Linked DNA regions of Homo sapiens: region 2 is linked to region 1. The links are chromatin loops, found by intact Hi-C in ENCODE. Cell type or tissue: CD4-positive, alpha-beta T cell. All regions are shown on one strand. Each heading gives the region's core, and the rest is flanking DNA. Links, peaks and the distances in the headings are about the cores only.

Region 1 (11,204 bases), core at 3,452-8,451:
ACCATGTTGGCCAGGCTGGTCTTGAACCCCTGGCCTCAGGTGATCTGCCCACCCCGGCCTCCCAAAGTGCCGGGATTAGGGGTGTGAGCCACCGCGCCTGGCCCAGTGTTGAGATTTTATATCTTCTGGGCATCTGAGGTTTGGATCAGGATTGCCCATCCCTGGGAGACCACAGCCAGCCATTTGGCCTGGACTCTGAGTTCACAAAAACACCACAAATCAGATTTTGGAGAAGATCTTGAATGTACTGTCCTAGAGCCCCACACCACCAAGATTAAAAGAACTGTGATAATTTCCCCTTTCTAAATCCTGCCCTCTCTGGACATGGTTCATTAAGAATTTTGCAAGCCTTGTAACTTCACAAAAATATATTGCATGACTATTTCATGTATGGAAGCTGTTAAATTTTTACATGTAAACATACAAGAGAACATAGTTCTTGCAGCCTTAGTTCATCAGTTTTTCATTTTTTATCTTTGCTATGTCCAGAGCCTCAAACAACAGACGTTTCCCAGCCCCTGGGACCGCCAGAGAGACCCGGGCTGCTGGGGCCTCCCTGAATCTGGGGCCGCCCTGAAGGCTGGACCCACAGCGCCCCCTGGCGGCCACAATCCGCACGTGCAGCCTCTGGCAGGCCCTGGGCAGGTCTGCAGAACTCCCCTCCCGCAACCACATCCCCAGCCTCGCTACACCCCAGATCATTTATTCATTAACTCAGCAAAGACTGATTTGCATGCATGCCCATGGACCACGAACCCCACAGAACTCGGTGCCTGCCTTCAGCAGCGTAAAGTCTAAAGAGGGAGACAGCGCGACCAATTGCTCACACACACAAAAAAGATCCACCTTGCAAATATAGCCTCACCCCTCAGCCTCCGTCTTCCCATCTGTGAAATGGTCCCCTCAAGTCTCCCTGCTGTACAGGTCACTGGATAGCTCCATGAAACATGTGCTCCCCTGAGCATCAAAAGGGGCTGCTGTTATTTGTGCTGTTGCTACGTTGGGATTCCTGGTGGTGCTTTCTCTCTCTGGCCTCTCACATTCCAGATGCCCTGGGGGTGGGTGGACCGGGATAGGGGATGAATCCGGTGTGGGTGACACAACAACCTCAGTGTCCTGACTCCTCCCTCTGCAGCCCCCACAGGGAGTTCACAGCCATTCAATCCATGCTGAGCTAAGCCCGGGTCTGCACTGGGGGATCGGGGCCCTACTTGCTCCCAGCCCCACCTTCCTGCCTCCCTCCTCAGTTAGTGGCACCTCCCTCTGGCTCACACTTGTAATCTCAGCACTTTGGGAGGCAGAGGTGGGCCGATCGCTTGAGGCCAGGAGTTCGAGACCACCCTGGGCAACATAGTGTGACTCTCTTTCTAAAATAATAATAATAATAATAATAATAATAATAATAATAATTTAAAAATTAGCCAGGTGTCCTGGCATGTGCCTGTAGACCCAGCTACTCGGGAGGCTGAGGCAGGAGGATTACTTGAGCCCAGGAGGTCGAGGCTGCAGTGAGCTATGATCGCACGACTGCACTCAAGCCTGGGTGACAGAGACCCTGTCTCAAAAACAAATGAAAATGGCCTGGCGCGGTGGCTCATGCCTGTAATCCCAACACTTTGAGAGGCCGAGGCAGGCAGATCACAAGGTCAGGAGTTCGAGACCAGCCTGGCCAACATGGTGAAATCCCGTCTCTACTAAAAATACAAAAATCAGCCATGCATGATGGCGGGCGCCTGTGATCCCAGCTACTTGTGAGGCTGAGACAGGAGAATCGCTTGAACCCAGGAGGTGGAAGTTGCAGTAAGTAGAGATTGCACCACTGCACTCCAGCCTGGGCGACAGAGCGAGACTCTGTCTCAAAAAAGAAAACAAACAACAAACAAGCAAACAAAAACAAATGAAAACTAACAAACAAAAAGCAGCCCCTCCCTCCCCCTGGCCGTCAGGCTCAGACACTTGAGAGTCTCACTGGACGCGTCCTCACCCCTCCCTTCCCACATCCAGTTTAGCACCATGTTCTATGAGCTCCAGCCCCTAAAAATACACCCCGCATCTGTCCCTTCTTCATCCACTGCTCCGCCCTGGCCCAGGCCACCACCACCACCACCACCACCATCTGTCACCAGGAGGAGGGCCACTGCCTCCAGCCAGACCTCCAGCATCCACGCCTGCCCCCGCAGCCTCTCCCACAGCAGAAACAGCAAACGCAGCCCTCCCTGATGGAAAAATCTCCAGTGGTTTCCCACTGTACTTAAAATCCTAACTGCGAGGCCCCCCAGCTCTCCACCTCCATCTCCCTCCAACCCCCTCCCACTGTGATCGTGTAAAATATTTATTTGGTCTTCTGCCTTAAAATCCTTGGAATCTCCAAAGTGTTTAGTTTGCCAATGACTCACTGGTGGCCAGCAGCCCCTAGGCAGCTTCAGGATGGGGACTGGTCTCAGGAAAAACCAAGTCAGCGCTACAGGACTGGGACTTTCAGCCCAGTCCCCAACCTCCAGCAGTGAGGGGAGAGAGGCTGAAGGTCAAACTGATCACCAATGGCCTGTGGTTTAATCAATCATGCCCATGTATACAAAAACCATATACATATAGAGAAAGAATGAATAAGACCTACTATTTGATCCCACAACAGGGTGACTATAGTCAAGAATAACTTGATTGTATATTTTTAAATAACTGAAGGAGTGTAACTGGATTGTTTGTAACACAAAGGCTAAATGCTTGAAGGGGTGGATACGCCCTTCCCATGATGTGATTACGTCACATTGCATGCCTGTGTCAACACATCTCATGCACCCCACAACTGTATACACTTACTATGAACCTACAAAAATTAAACATTTAAAAATTTAAAATGATATAATTTTAAAAATTACGCCCACCTAATGAAGCCTCCATAAAAACTCAAGAGGACAGAGTTTTTGAGCATGGGAAGGCTCCTGGAGGGTGGTGTCCTGGAGAGCATGGCAGCTCCATGCCCCTTCCCCATGCCCTTTCCCCGTGCCCCTCCCCCATGCCTCTCCCTAGCATCTCTTCATCTGTATCCTTCTAACATCCTTTATAATAAATAAGCTCAGTGCTTCCCTGAGCCCTGTGAGCCGTTCTAACAAATTAATTGAACCCAAAGACAGGGTCGTGGGAACCCCAATTCACAGCTGGTCTGTGAGAAGCACAGGTGACACATCCCAGGGCTTGAGAGGGGCATCGGGAGTAAGGGGCCGCCCTGGGGTCTGAACCCTCGACCTGTGGGGTCTGACACTGCCTCCAGGTAGACAGCGGCAGAATTGAGTTGAATCAGAGGGCCCCCAGCTGGCATCCGCTGCAGAATTAGGTGTTCATTTGATCTGCTGTGGGGGGAGCCCCCCATATTTGGTCACAGAAGTCTTCTGTGTTGATTGTTGTGGGGTGAACAGAGGAGGAAAAGCAGTTTGCGTTTCTCCCACTCAGTCCCACTCTCTGGGCTCCAGCCACAGCGCACCGTTTCTGTTCTGCGTGTTGCTACCCCAGGCCCTTTGCACATGTACTTCCCGGTTCCTGGAGTGCTCTTCTCCAGATTCCCATGAAGCCTTCAGGAGTTGGCACTTCTCAGAGGAAACTTCCGGAAATGTGCTCTCATCTAAGCAGCCCCCCTGCCCAGCACCTCTTCTCCGGTGCACCCCCTGCTCTTCTTTCTATCCTGGCATCGTTGCTTCCCAGAGTGACCTTACTCATGTGTGACCTTACTTATGAGTGACCTTACTCATACGTGACCTTACTCATGCATTTACTCGCCAGCTGTCTCTCCCACTAGAAGGCAAGTTTGTGAGGGCAGGGAGCTTTCTAGCTTCGTCCAGCTTTGTTGTTGTTGTTTTTCTTTTCTTTTCTCTTCTTTTTTTTTTTTTTTTTTTTGAGATGGAGTCTCACTCTGTCGCCCAGGCTAGAGTGCAGTGGTGAGATCTCGGCTCACTGCAACCTCTGCTTCCAGGTTCAACCGATTCTTGTGGCTCAGCCTCCCACAGCTGGGATTACAGGCGTGTGCCACCACACCTGGCTAATTTTTGTATTTTTAGTAGAGATGGGGTTTCACTATGTTGCCCAGGCTGGTCTCAAACTCCTGACCTCAAGCAATCCGCCCACCTCGGCCTCCCAAGGGTGAGCCACTGCACCCGGTCACCTCTGTATTTCTGAAGCGGATACCCTTGGTGTTCTAAGCAGATCCAAATGAATCCTCTTTTTACTGTATTTGCACACCCCTGATTTTGGAGCATTTTTGTATCCAAAACCCAAGACCTGTTGGTCTGCCTTTGAGAGCTGTCCGTGACCCTGGGCTGCTAGAGTCCCCTTTGCCCTCCTGGGACACTCCCTGGCCAGGAATCTTGGTCTCAGTGTCTGCTTCTGGGGAACCTAACCCAAGCCGATTCGCAATAAATATGAGGGTGTGTGACACACAGTGAGCACCCAAACAGCATTTGCTGAATGAAGGAATGAACAAATCGACACAGACTTCTCAGAGCTTGACTCCCTCTCAGAGCCCAGCAAGTGCTCTGCACACAGTAGGTGTGTGATAAATGTTTGCTGGAGGCTCAGCATTTGAGAGCTTTCATAATCGTCCCAGGCTGTGTACAGAATGCTCACACATCCATTTCTTTTCTTTTCTTTTCTTTTCTTTTCTTTTCTTTTCTTTTCTTTTCTTTGAGATGGAGTCTCACTCTGTCACCCAGGCTGGAGTGCAGTGGGATGATCTCGGCTCACTACAACCTCCACCTCCTGGGTTCAAACGATTCTCGTGCCTCATCCTCCCGTCTAGCTGGGATTACAGGTGCCCGCCACTACACCCAGCTAATTTTTGTATTTTCAGTAGAGACGGTGTTTCACCATACTGCCCAGGCTGGTCTCGAACCCCTGGCCTCCCACAGTGCTGGGATTATAGGCGTGAGCCCCCGCGCCCAGCCCTCACACGTCCATTTCGATTCCACCCTTACAGGGGTTCTCAAAGATTCGTACACAGCAATCTTCACTCCCACCTCACGGCAGTCTCAGAGAGGTTATGAATTGCTCCAAGGCCACCCAGCAACTTGAGCAGAGCAGGGAGTAGCACGCAGGTACTGGGAGTAGCACGCAGGTACTGGGAGTAGCACGCAGGTACTGGGAGTAGCACGCTAAGGAGGAGCAGACATCGTGTGACCCTGGTCGCCCTGTTATAGGGTTGTCACTCTTGTTCCCAAGGCCCCAGAGAGAAAGGGTTAAGACCCCTTTGAAAATCTGAAGACTTGAGGAAATGCTTCCCAGAATAAAACGCCCAGACACACACGTAAAATACAATTTCTAGGGGTCACGGGTTTCCGAAGCCAGGCTGTGGACCACAGCTTCCCCAGTTTAAAATCAATCCACTCCGCTCCAGGAACCGGGTGATCCGCAGCCCCTCCCAGGCAGCAGCCTCTGGACCACCTGTGTGCACAGCTCGCCCCCCAGTGGCCGAGCTCGGAATCGTCCTGAAGTCTCGCGTGCTGCAGCCAGATTGCAGGGGATCGCGGATGGAGAGACAAGTCGGGGGGACTTTACCCCCAGGATGGGGAAAAGTCACCCACAATTCAAGCAAAGATGACCCTTGTGACAGATTAACATTTCAGGGCCGCTACCTGGAGAATGGACGGCTCGGGACACGCGTGGGAGCCGGGAGGCCAGTGGACCAGACTGGCAGAGCCTTCAGGTGAGACAGGATGGCTCCAGGGCAGGGGCTCGGACACAGGGTCCCTGGCCCTGGACCCACCCACGGGGCCGCCACCTCTTGAGCCCCACGCTGACCCCGAGAGGCATTGTTTTCAGCCGAGGACCACCGCCCTGGCCCACTCCATTCACTATCCACTTCACCCATCTCTCCTGGGTGACATCGCTGCAAAGCAGGAGACGTCCCTGCAAAGCAGATCTGAGTCACCTGCTTTAAAGGAGAGAACAGTAGGTCTCCAGAGAGGCTGTGTGACTTGTCCAGGGTCCCACAGCTAGTAAGTGGCAGAACTGTAAAGTTGTTTGAGAGGAAGGGCCGCCTCTGTCTGGTCCACAATTGCACCCCCTGTGCCTAGCGCGTAGTGAGCACTGGATAAGTATGTGTTGAAAGAATGGGTGTCCGCGTGAGCCAAGGAGTACTAAGGAATGTGAGTAACCGCCCCGGCCAAAAATATTCGTTTCCAGCACAAGGGCATGTACCGGGGTTTATGCTGCAGGTCCTTGGAGTTTGGGGTTACAGCAACTGGTGTCAGGACTTCTGGTATTCTAGAACATTCTAGTATCAACTGAGATACAAAGTGCCCCAGGAGTCCTGAGACAGGGAAGAACAGCAAGCAGGAGTGATGGGGGAGGGGTGCTTCCTGGAGGAGAGGGCATGGCTGGAATTGCGCCTTTGATGATGGCGAAGACTGAGAGAGGCAGAGAGGGGGGAAAAGGCCACGCAGGGGCGATGCAGGCCGAGCAGGAAGAAGGGTGCATGGGACACAATCATGGGATGGTGCAGAGATTGCAGGTAGCAGGCTGCTTCGAGGTACTGGGAGGAACGTCCTTAATAGTTAGGTATTTATTTTAATGGCGACTGGAAAACTATTACTTGCCCAAAGGACCCATAATTTCACAGATATGACTGCCTTCCTTTTAAAATAAAATTCTTTAAGAAAAAAAGTAAGCCAAATTAAATCAACATGGTAAGTAGTGGAGTCCCATCGTTGGCAGGGGCTGGCGCCTGAAGTGAAGGCATGAGAAGAAAGTCTCGCAGAGTCAAAGATGCTCAGAATCAGAGACACTGAAGCTCGACCGGGTGTCCCGAACCCCAGCCCTCCAGCTGTGGGGCAGGCGGTGCTTCCCTCCCTGAGCCCTGGCTAAGGTCGTTGGCTGGGCTTAAGACCAAGGATGTGTCCAAACGCACACCCTACAAAAAAATCAAACCTCACTCAGAAGCAAGATGTTCACCCAATGAGACACACGGGAGGCTAAGTCCCTCGGGAACACACACACACACACACACACACACACACACACACACACCCCACACACACACAAACACAAGAATGACTTAAGGGCCAGGGCAGTGGCTCATGCCTGTTATCCCAGCACTTTGGGAGGCCGAGGCGGGCGGATCGCTTGAGCCTGGGAGTTGGAGATCAGCCTGGGCGACACGGCGAAACCCCATCTTTACAAAAATATACAAAAAATTAGCCGGGTGTAGTGGCACAGGCCTATAATCCCACCTACTTGGGAGGCTGGCTGAGGTGAGAGGATCGCCTGAGCCTGGGAGGTTGAGGCTGCAGTGAGCAGTGATTGTGCCAGCCTAGGTGACAAAGTGAGACCCTGTCTCCAAAAAAAAAAAAAAAAAAAAAAAAAAACCGAATGCCTTCTGGGGCCTGTCTTTTTTTCTGTTTTATGAGCAGGTAGACTTGAATGCAAGAGTTAAAACTGTCTGTGATGTGTTGCATACACAGATTAAGTCAAAATCCTCACCGTGGCTATCAAATAACCAAAGCTGGCCTCAGCTTCCCAGAGGATCAGACATGGGGAGTTTGAAGGGAACCATCCTCGGGGCCTGGACTCTCTCCTGAGCTTGTCACTCGCCTGCCATTTCCCCGGGCAGGTCACAAGACCCCCCACCCCTCCACTCTACAGCCAACGGGCAAAGCCTCCCTGACCTCCAGCCCCAATCAGAGGGAACTTCCCGGACACAGGTTTCGAGAACCCATCTAAAGATTGGGTAAGAAATGCTTTTGCAAGCCGGTGGTTTCCACTTTGCTGCTTTCTACAAATTTGAAGAAAGGTCAAACGGACCTGTCTGCTGGGAGATCAGTGAGAATCGCTTCCAATGACAGATCGCCGTGTGACATTCGCATACTACCCAGAAGGAGTATAAGAATTCCACTCCCAGTGACTTCCTTATGAAAACAAGGCTTCTCTGCACTTGCAGGGACAAAGAATTGATGGTAAAAATTGGTTTCATTCTAGCAATACGTGACAGTCATTCACGGATACATGAATTAATTGGGGGTGGAGAGGAAGTCCCACTCATCTCAGGACAAGAAGTATTTCTAAGCAAATAAAAGCCACAATGAGAAACCACTACGAAGGGCTGAAGTTTTTTAAAACTGAAAACACCAAGATGCTGGTGAGGACGCAGAGCTGATGGGAATGCAGCCTGGTACAGCGACTGTGAAACTGGCAGTCCCCCAAAAGTGAAACGCAGAGCTCCAGTTTGACTCAGCAGCTCCACTCCGAGGTATACACCCCAGGGAAATGAACGTACGCCTTCACACACAAATCTGTACATGAACGTTCACAGCAGCTTTGTTCATAGTTGCTGATGTGGTTTGGCTGCGTCCCTGCCCAAATCTCATCTCGAATTGTAGTTCCCATAATTCCCATGTTGTGGGAGGGAGCCAGTGGGAGATCATTGAATCATACGGGCGGTTAACCCCATACTGTTCTCCTGGTGGTGAGTAAGTCTCACAAGATCTGATGGTTTGATCGGGGGTTTCCCCTTTCACTTGGCTCTCATTCTCTCTTCTCTGGTCCCATGTAAGACATGACTTTGCTTCTCCTTTGCCTTCCACCATGATTGTGAGGCCTCCCCAGCCATATGAACTGTGAGTTCATGAAACCTTTTTTCTTTAAAAGTTACCCAGTCTTGGGTATGTCTTTATCAGTGGCGTGAAAACCAACTAATGCAATTGCCAAAGGCTGCAACCACTCTACGTGTCCCTCAATAAGTGAACGGCTGAAAAGCACTGGTGTGTGCACCCCATGGAGTTCTGCTCAGCAGTGAAAAGAAAGGAACTATTGCTACACACAACAACAGGCATGCATCTAGAGACAGTGCTGAGTGAAGGAAGCCAGGCTCAGAGGGTTACAGGCTGTAGATCCCATTTAGAACATTCTGGAAAAGGTAAAAATAGCTAGTGGCCAAGGGCTAAGCATGGGGATGAGGGACTTCCCTACAAAGTGGGAGGAAGGCAGCACAGGTCGCAGGCTGGGTGCAGTGGCTCACGCCTCTAATCCCAGCACTTTGGTAGGTTGAGGTGGGACTAATGCTTGAAGCCAAAAGTTTGAGACCAGCCTGGGCAACAGAGCCAGACCCCCATCTCTACAAAAAAAAAATTAGCCAGGTGTGGTGGCACACATCTGTGGTCCCAGCTACTCGGAAGGCTAAGTCAGGAGGCTCTCCTGAGCCTGGGAGGTGAAGGCTGCAGTGAGTCAAGATTGAACCACTGCACTCTAGCCTGGGCAACAGAGCGAGACTCTGTCTCAAAAAAAAAAAAAAAAAAATTATGGGAGCCCACTGTAAAACAAACAAAAACAAAGGGAAGACATGAGGAAATCTTGGGGGATGATGAAATTGTTTTGTCTTGATTGTAGGGGTAATGACTCAACTCTATAAACATGTCAAAATTCATGGAATTGTACACACACTCACACACAACTCTAATCTGTAAATGAAAAAGATATATAAAATGCATACCAAAAGGACATGCATTCCAATAAAATTTTGCTACTTTGATATGTCACATAAAACATAGTAATATAGTTTTGACCAATTGTGTCCTGAGACTTGAAAGGCAATCCAGATGGTATAGGCTAAATGTTTGTGTTGACCCAAAATTCCTGTTGAAGCCCTAACCTCCAGTGTGGCTGTGTCTGGAGATGGGGCCTCTAAGAAAATAATTAAATGAGGCCCTGATCTGATAGCATCAGTGTCCTTATAAGAGACACCACAGAGCTCTCGCTCTCCCTCTCTCTTCCCCCTTTCACACCGAGGAAAGGCCATGTGAGGACACAGAGAAGGCGGCCGTCTGAAGCCAGGAAGAGACGCCTCACCAGAACCCAACCCTGCTGGAACCCTGGTCTCAGACTTCCAGCCTCCAGAGCTGTGAGAAATAAATGGTTTAAGCCACCTATTGATGGTATTTTTTCTTTTTGAGACAGTGTCTCACTCTGTCTCGCAGGCTGGAGTGCAGTGGCATGATCACAGCTCACTGCAGCCTCAACCTCTTGGCTTCCAGCAATCCTACCTCAGCCTCCTGAGTAGTTGGGACCACAGGCGCCCACCACCACGCCTGGCTAATTTTTGTATTTTTTTTGTATTGATGAGGGTCTCACCATATTACCCAGACTAGTCTTGAACTCCTGGCATCAAGCAATCCTCCGGTCTTGGCCTCCCACAGGGCTGGGATTACAGGCGTGTGCCACCACGCCCGGCCTTGATGGTATTTTGTTATGGCAGCCCCAGACCTAAAAAAATTTACCCTTGATGGTCACAAGAAATAAAAAAAAAAAGTTTGCTTCAACTTATATATTTATGTTGCAGGCAAGTATAGGAGTGATTAATAAAAGGCTTAAAAGCATCAAATATAAATATCATTTAGATAAAATTTTAGGAGGGAAGAAGAAAGGAAATACAAGTTTAAGGGGAAAAGGGCTAACATTTCTGACCATAAAAGAGCTTGTTCGTATATTCTTTGAAATGTTCGGCAGTGAATACCCTCTCCTCTCCTAGTTAGATCCCAGCGGGCACACTTAAATACTGATGAAATGGTCTCATATTCAAACATCAACGATGATGACAATCGGAGAAAATTCCATCCTTTGCAATGATCTACACTTAAGATGAGAACTTTTAGATGGCTCCAATCTGTTCTCTTACCCGCTTCTCTTCTTCACCATTTATGTAACGAGCAGAAAGCAAAGGCCTAGAACAACACGGGGCATGTCCTATGGGCACCAGGATTTGTAGATAAATGCACAGAAACACATCCAGGGGGCCCCATGCAAAAGTGGCAAAAGCGTCTGCACTGGGGGCTGTGGGATGGGACTCAGACCCTGCTGCTTCTAAACAAGGGCGTACTCATGCAGTATTTCTATGAAACTCAACATTGCACAAGGTTGAAATTTGAAAACAACAGGAAGGTAAGCCAGCAGCCCGGCCCTGGGAGAGACGCTCTTGGCAGCCACCAGAAAGGAGCTATTGACCAAGAGAAGAGGAGCCCGGAACTTCCCAGAGGCCCCCACCCCCACGACCTCAGCAAACAAGGCTGTCACAGAGGCAGGCATCCCATTTTTTTAAACGTTTATTACTTCAAGAGTGAATTATTTTTCAAAGATGATAAAACTCATTTCTATTCCAGTAGAAAAGGGTCACAGGTTTGCCCCAGGGTCCAGGAGCGCCCGGAAGGCAGGGCCCCCAGGCCTCTTCA
Region 2 (5,000 bases), core at 1-5,000, 870 kb before region 1:
CATTTCCAGCCAAGGAAGCTTTCAAGGAGGGTGAGAGTAGGTCACTATTGAGGCCCCCATACATCTTGCAAATCAATCTGTAAGATGACCCTGTCCCCCACACCAGAGGGCTCATCTGCTGTCAGCGAGGGTAACGTGGTGTGGCGTGGGCTAACAAGCTTTCTCCTCGCATGGCTTGGCCTCCCCAGGGCACTGTTCCTGGGCTCTGATGGTCAGTTGAGTCTTGTGAGTAAAGCCCTGGGAGGGAACACTGTCCTGGTGCCAGCCTCCGCCCACTGCCTCTGCCCCTGTGCTGCCTGGCCCCGCACAGACCCCTCGGCGTGGGAGCCTCAGCTCTCTCCTTCCCCACTCTTCATCCAGAAGGAGATCAGTCTTCCTGGCCCCACACACGGGTCTCGCAGCCGAGAGGCTCCGTTCCTGGGTCAGTAATGGGCTTCCATTCTGGGCTCCCGCTGGAGCGGTGCATGTTCCCTGTGCTTCCTATTTCTCTGCCTCTGTGCTGCCTGTGAAGGCTGAGCAGCGCTCCTTGTCCAAGTCCGTGCCCTTGTTTTCTTATTGGTGAAACATTTGTGAATTTGAGCATGGAATTCAGCTCACTCCAGGACAGAATGACCTCCCGGTTCATTCTTGGGAGGTCACTTGGAGGTGCTGCTGTGGTCAGCAAGAAGTCATTAGTTCAGTGTTGAGGATGGTGTCAAGGAGGGTATAAGGATCGATGTATTAAAACTTCAGCACTAGGCGTTGGAAGTTTAGGCTGAGGTACCAGGACACAGTGGAAGTGCACACCCAGCGGAGGGGTAGGAGACACGGTCAGCACACACATCCTCCAGGGAAATTTCTAGCTACCGGTGATAGGATTTGGGCCACTGCTCCCAGGTCAGCAGCATAAAAACATCGTGAAAGCAGAGACTAGGAAGGATTTTTGAAGGGGATTTATTTGAAGAGAAGGAACGGTGAGTCCCTTCCATCAATCCAAGGTGGAGGAGTGGGGGGGAGCTTCCATGGGGCCAAATAGAGGGCGTGGCATGTGTCCCCTGCAGTGAGACAGGCATTGCAGACAGGTGCCCCGCTCACCCCTGAGAAAGCCTAAGTACAAAAGGAATAATTTTTACACATTCATACATGGCTCTGCCTCTTTGCTGTGTGACGTTTAGCAAGTCATCTAACCTCTCTTTGCTCCAGTTTCTTCATTTGTAAAATGTGGATAAGAATTGTCTCGGCTGCATCAGGGTCTTCATGAGGATCATATGAGCCTATATGTGAAGAACTGGGCTGGGCACATGGTCAGAGCCATGTAAGCATTAGCTGTGATTATGGCTCCAGCATCCAAAAGGTATGCTGGGAAAAGCCCACGGCCACTGTGTCCTCTATCAGCTGTGGTCACCTTCCCACACTGCAACAGGTAGTATGGGTATATCATTTCTCATATACACTTCCTGAGGATTTTCATGCATGACCAAGGCAACCAGGTACACAAGGGTCTCTTCTCTTCCTGACTTCAGGTTCTGAGGGTTTGGAGAGCAGGGGATGCCTGCAAATCCTTTTTTCCTTCTTTTATATACAAATTATAACACCCTATGCATATCTTTCTGCATCTTTTCTGCTTAGCAGTATATTTTGGAGAGCTTTTGCATGTTGATGTATGATGAACTTCCCCGATATTTTAGAACATTCCTTCACATTCCATTGTGTGGCTGTGCCGTAATTTATTTAACAAGGCCTTACTGATGAGTTTGTTAAATAAATTGATTGTGTCTCCAGTCTTTTGCCTTTACAAACAGCGTGGCAAAGAATAAATCTGACCATAGTTCATTGTGCACGTGGGCGAGTCCACCTGCAGGATACATTTCTGGAAGTGGAATTGCTGGGTCCCAGGGTGTAGGCATTTATAGTGTTCATAGCTGTTGCCTAATCCCCGCCGTGGGGATGGAACCTATTTATCCTCACCAACAATCCAAACGAGTAGTACCTGCTTTTTCCTAGACTTACCAACAGGGGGCGCGATCACATGTTGGGATTTTTGCATATTTTGTAGATGAGTGGTACTTGTGTAGTTTTAATTTGCATTTCTCTTAGTGTGAGTGAAGCTGGCCTTTTTTTTTTTTCCTATGAGAAAAGTGTGTCTAAGAGTTATGTGTATTTCCTTTTCTGTGAACTTGGTTTGCGTATCTATTGGGTCGTGGTTATTGTTGCTTTTTATTTCAAAACCATTTCCAGGGGCTTTTTATATAATGGGGAGCTCAGCTTTTTATCCATAAGGTGAGTTGCAAATCTTTTCCTGGTTTGTCATGGGCTATTTGACTTTGTTTATGAGGTTTATGTGTGTGTTTGTTTTTGCCATCTATGTTTATTTTTATGTGGCAGGTTTTAGCAATATTTTATTTTGTGGCTTTTTTTTTTGAGACAGAGTCTTGCTCAGTCACCCAGGCTGGAGTGCAGTGGCACGATCTCGGCTCACTGCAACCTCCGCCTCCCGGGTTCACGCCATTCTCCTGCCTCAGCCTCCTGAGTAGCTCCAGCCTCCTGAGTACCTCCAGACGCCCGCCACGACGCCTGGCTAATTTTTTTTTGTATTTTTAGTGGAGATGGGGTTTCACCATGTTAGCCAGGATGGTCTCGATCTCCTGACCTTGTGATCCACCCGCCTCGGCCTCCCAAAGTGCTGGGATTACAGGAGTGAGCCACTGCGCCCGGCCTTTGTGGCTTTTTTTAAATTTATTTTTTGAGACAGAGTCTCATTCTGTCACCTAGGCTGGAGTGCAGTGGCGCGATCTCGGCTCACTGCAACCCCTGCCTTCCAGGTTCAAACGATTCTCCTGCCTCAGCCTCACAAGTAGCTGGGGTTATAGACACCCACCACCATGCCCGGCTAATGTTTGTATTTTTAGTAGAGATGGGCTTTCACCATGTTGGCCAAGCTGGTCTCAAACTCCTGACCTCAGGTGATCCACCCACCTCAGCCTCCCAAAGTGTTGGGATTACAGGCATGAGCCACCGCACCCGACCTATTTTGTGGCTTTTGGATATTGTGTCCTAGTTAAAAGGCCTGATCACACTGCAAGATTGTAAAATAATTTCCCCATGATTTCTTTTGGTACTCTTATGTTTTAATTTTTTATATTTAAATCTTTTATCTATTGAGGATTTTTTTCCTGGGGTTCTGTGTGAGTTTGGATCCAATTTGAGTTTTTCCAGATGAGTAAAATCTGGCTTTTCTCAGGTCATTTGGATGTTAAGCGCAATGAGCCGGCACTTACATCTTGACAATTTTATAATCTTTTAAGTCCTTAAAAAGCGCTTCCTTCTTATCATACTCAATCCTCTTTGTAGAAATCATTAAATGTTAAGGCAGGAAGATGAAGAGTCATGAAGATTAGAAGTAGATGTTTCTCTAACTATAAAACTATAAAAGCCTCCCTTTGTTGCTGGCTCTTGAGTTTCACTTTTCTTCCTTTCATTCATTCAGTAGTCAGTGGGTGTCTGTCCCCCACCCCACCCCTGCCCTGAGCAGGCACTGGGGCCCATCAGCAGTGAGGCAGGCAGGGTCTTCACTGCGTGGCGCTGACACTCTGTTTTCCTATAGGAATCCCATGTGCATGGGGAAATTATGTAGGATTAGGTTAGGAAGGAAAGGTCCTTGCTGCTCTGACAGTGGATGTTGGGACCTGACCTAGTCATGGTCATGGAGGGCGGAGGGGGCACCTTCTCTGAGATTGCAAGGAGCTCGGCTGGAGAAAAAGCAGAGACAGCTGGTGTGTCAGGGGTAGAGTACTGGGAGGTGGGGAGTGGGGTTTATAAGGATTATTTTCCTCTAGGGAGGGTAGCATATCATTCTCCCTTTCTCATTCCTGAGTTTGTTTTGTGATAGAAGAAAGGAATCAAATTAAACAGACATCTCCCTTTCTCTTGACTTGCACCCTCCACATTTCACACACCTTGGTCATCCGGCATTGTGGAAAGTGGTATGTTCTGGATAAGTGAGATCCCAGAGCGTGGCCTGCAACCCAACAGCAGAAAACGTCACTTTGGTAGACTCAGAGGATTTGGGAACTGGAAGGTTCCAGTTCTGCGTCTCTACTTCACAGATGGGGAAACTGACGCCCTGGCTGGTTCCTAACTTGCCCAAGGGCTCAGGACCCCGCCGCAGGCCTGGGCTCCTTCTGTCTTGAATCTGAAAACATCTGCCCCATTCTTTCCCCACCTGCTTGTTCACAGAGCGGTGGCCGGGGCCTGGTTTCCATCCACCCTGAAGGGACCTTTTAAAGACACTTGACAGCCCCGCCGCTTTCCTAAGCAGCCAACACCAGCGTGATCGAGCCTTTTCCCGGGGACTCAGGGCCTTTCTTTCATCACTGGGCTTTGTGCTGAAGTGTGGGCGCCCTCCCTCCTGGCTGTTGCCCTGGCTTGTCCGTACACTATGGGGCCTTCTCTCCTCTGCTGTCTGTGTGGGAGTGTGTGAGGGTTCCGGGGTCAGGAGGGGTGGGGGATTTGCTCACTGCAGAAAGCCTCCAGGTTGCTGTCTGCTCAGGCTGTCTCCTCCCTGTCTCTCTGTCTCCTCCCTGTCTCCCTGTCTCCTCCCTGTCTCTCTGTCTCCTCCCTGTCTCTCTGTCTCCTCCCTGTCTCCCTGTCTCCTCCCTGTCTCTCTGTCTCCTCCCTGTCTCTCTGTCCCCTCCCTGTCTCCTCCCTGTCTTCCTGTCTCCTCCCTGTCTCTCTGTCTCCTCCCTGTCTCCCTGTCTCTGTTCTTGTGCATGTGTCTCCCCCTCTGTCCCTCCATCCCCCTCTTTCTTCTCTGGCTCACCCCAGCCTCCTACCAGAGCACAAATGCCTGGGCCCCTGCCTGGCCGCCCCCACACTGCATCCATGCCCTCCGGGACCTCTGTCTCCTGCTCTTCTCTCCTGCTTTTCCTTCCTCTCCTGCTTTGCCTTGTCTGTGCTGTTCTCTTCCACTTCTGTCTTTCCATGGCGTGGTCTGGGAGACTCCTGTGGCTTTCACTGACCTT

What was found. Peaks named below come from ENCODE experiments on the same cell type or tissue, not always from the same donor. Only the 100,000 strongest peaks of a DNase experiment are listed, where the experiment ranks them.
Region 2: it touches region 1 in a loop (2.8-fold over the local background); 9 of 110 quality-filtered maps call a loop at or near these places.

Annotation. Positions count from the first base shown.
Region 1 is chr12:124,766,568-124,777,771 of GRCh38, forward strand. SCARB1 (scavenger receptor class B member 1) reads right to left here. Exons shown (of 13, transcript NM_005505.5): 13 at 10,289-11,204. Among named protein-coding and RNA genes, the nearest start is that of SCARB1, 92 kb to the right of the region's middle. RefSeq lists enhancers at 5,510-5,579, 7,701-7,860, 7,871-7,920, 7,981-8,140 and a silencer at 7,496-7,790. In CD4-positive, alpha-beta T cell, for the core only: CTCF peaks have their summits at 5,447 (motif pointing left) and 5,646; DNase peaks (open chromatin) are centred at 5,434, 7,764 and 8,344; H3K4me3 peaks cover 752 bases.
Region 2 is chr12:123,903,536-123,908,535 of GRCh38, forward strand. The region is part of intron 57 of DNAH10 (dynein axonemal heavy chain 10); the gene reads left to right. Among named protein-coding and RNA genes, the nearest start is that of DNAH10OS, 29 kb to the right of the region's middle. RefSeq lists an enhancer at 4,307-4,601. In CD4-positive, alpha-beta T cell, for the core only: CTCF peaks have their summits at 1,981 (motif pointing right) and 2,180; a DNase peak (open chromatin) is centred at 1,996.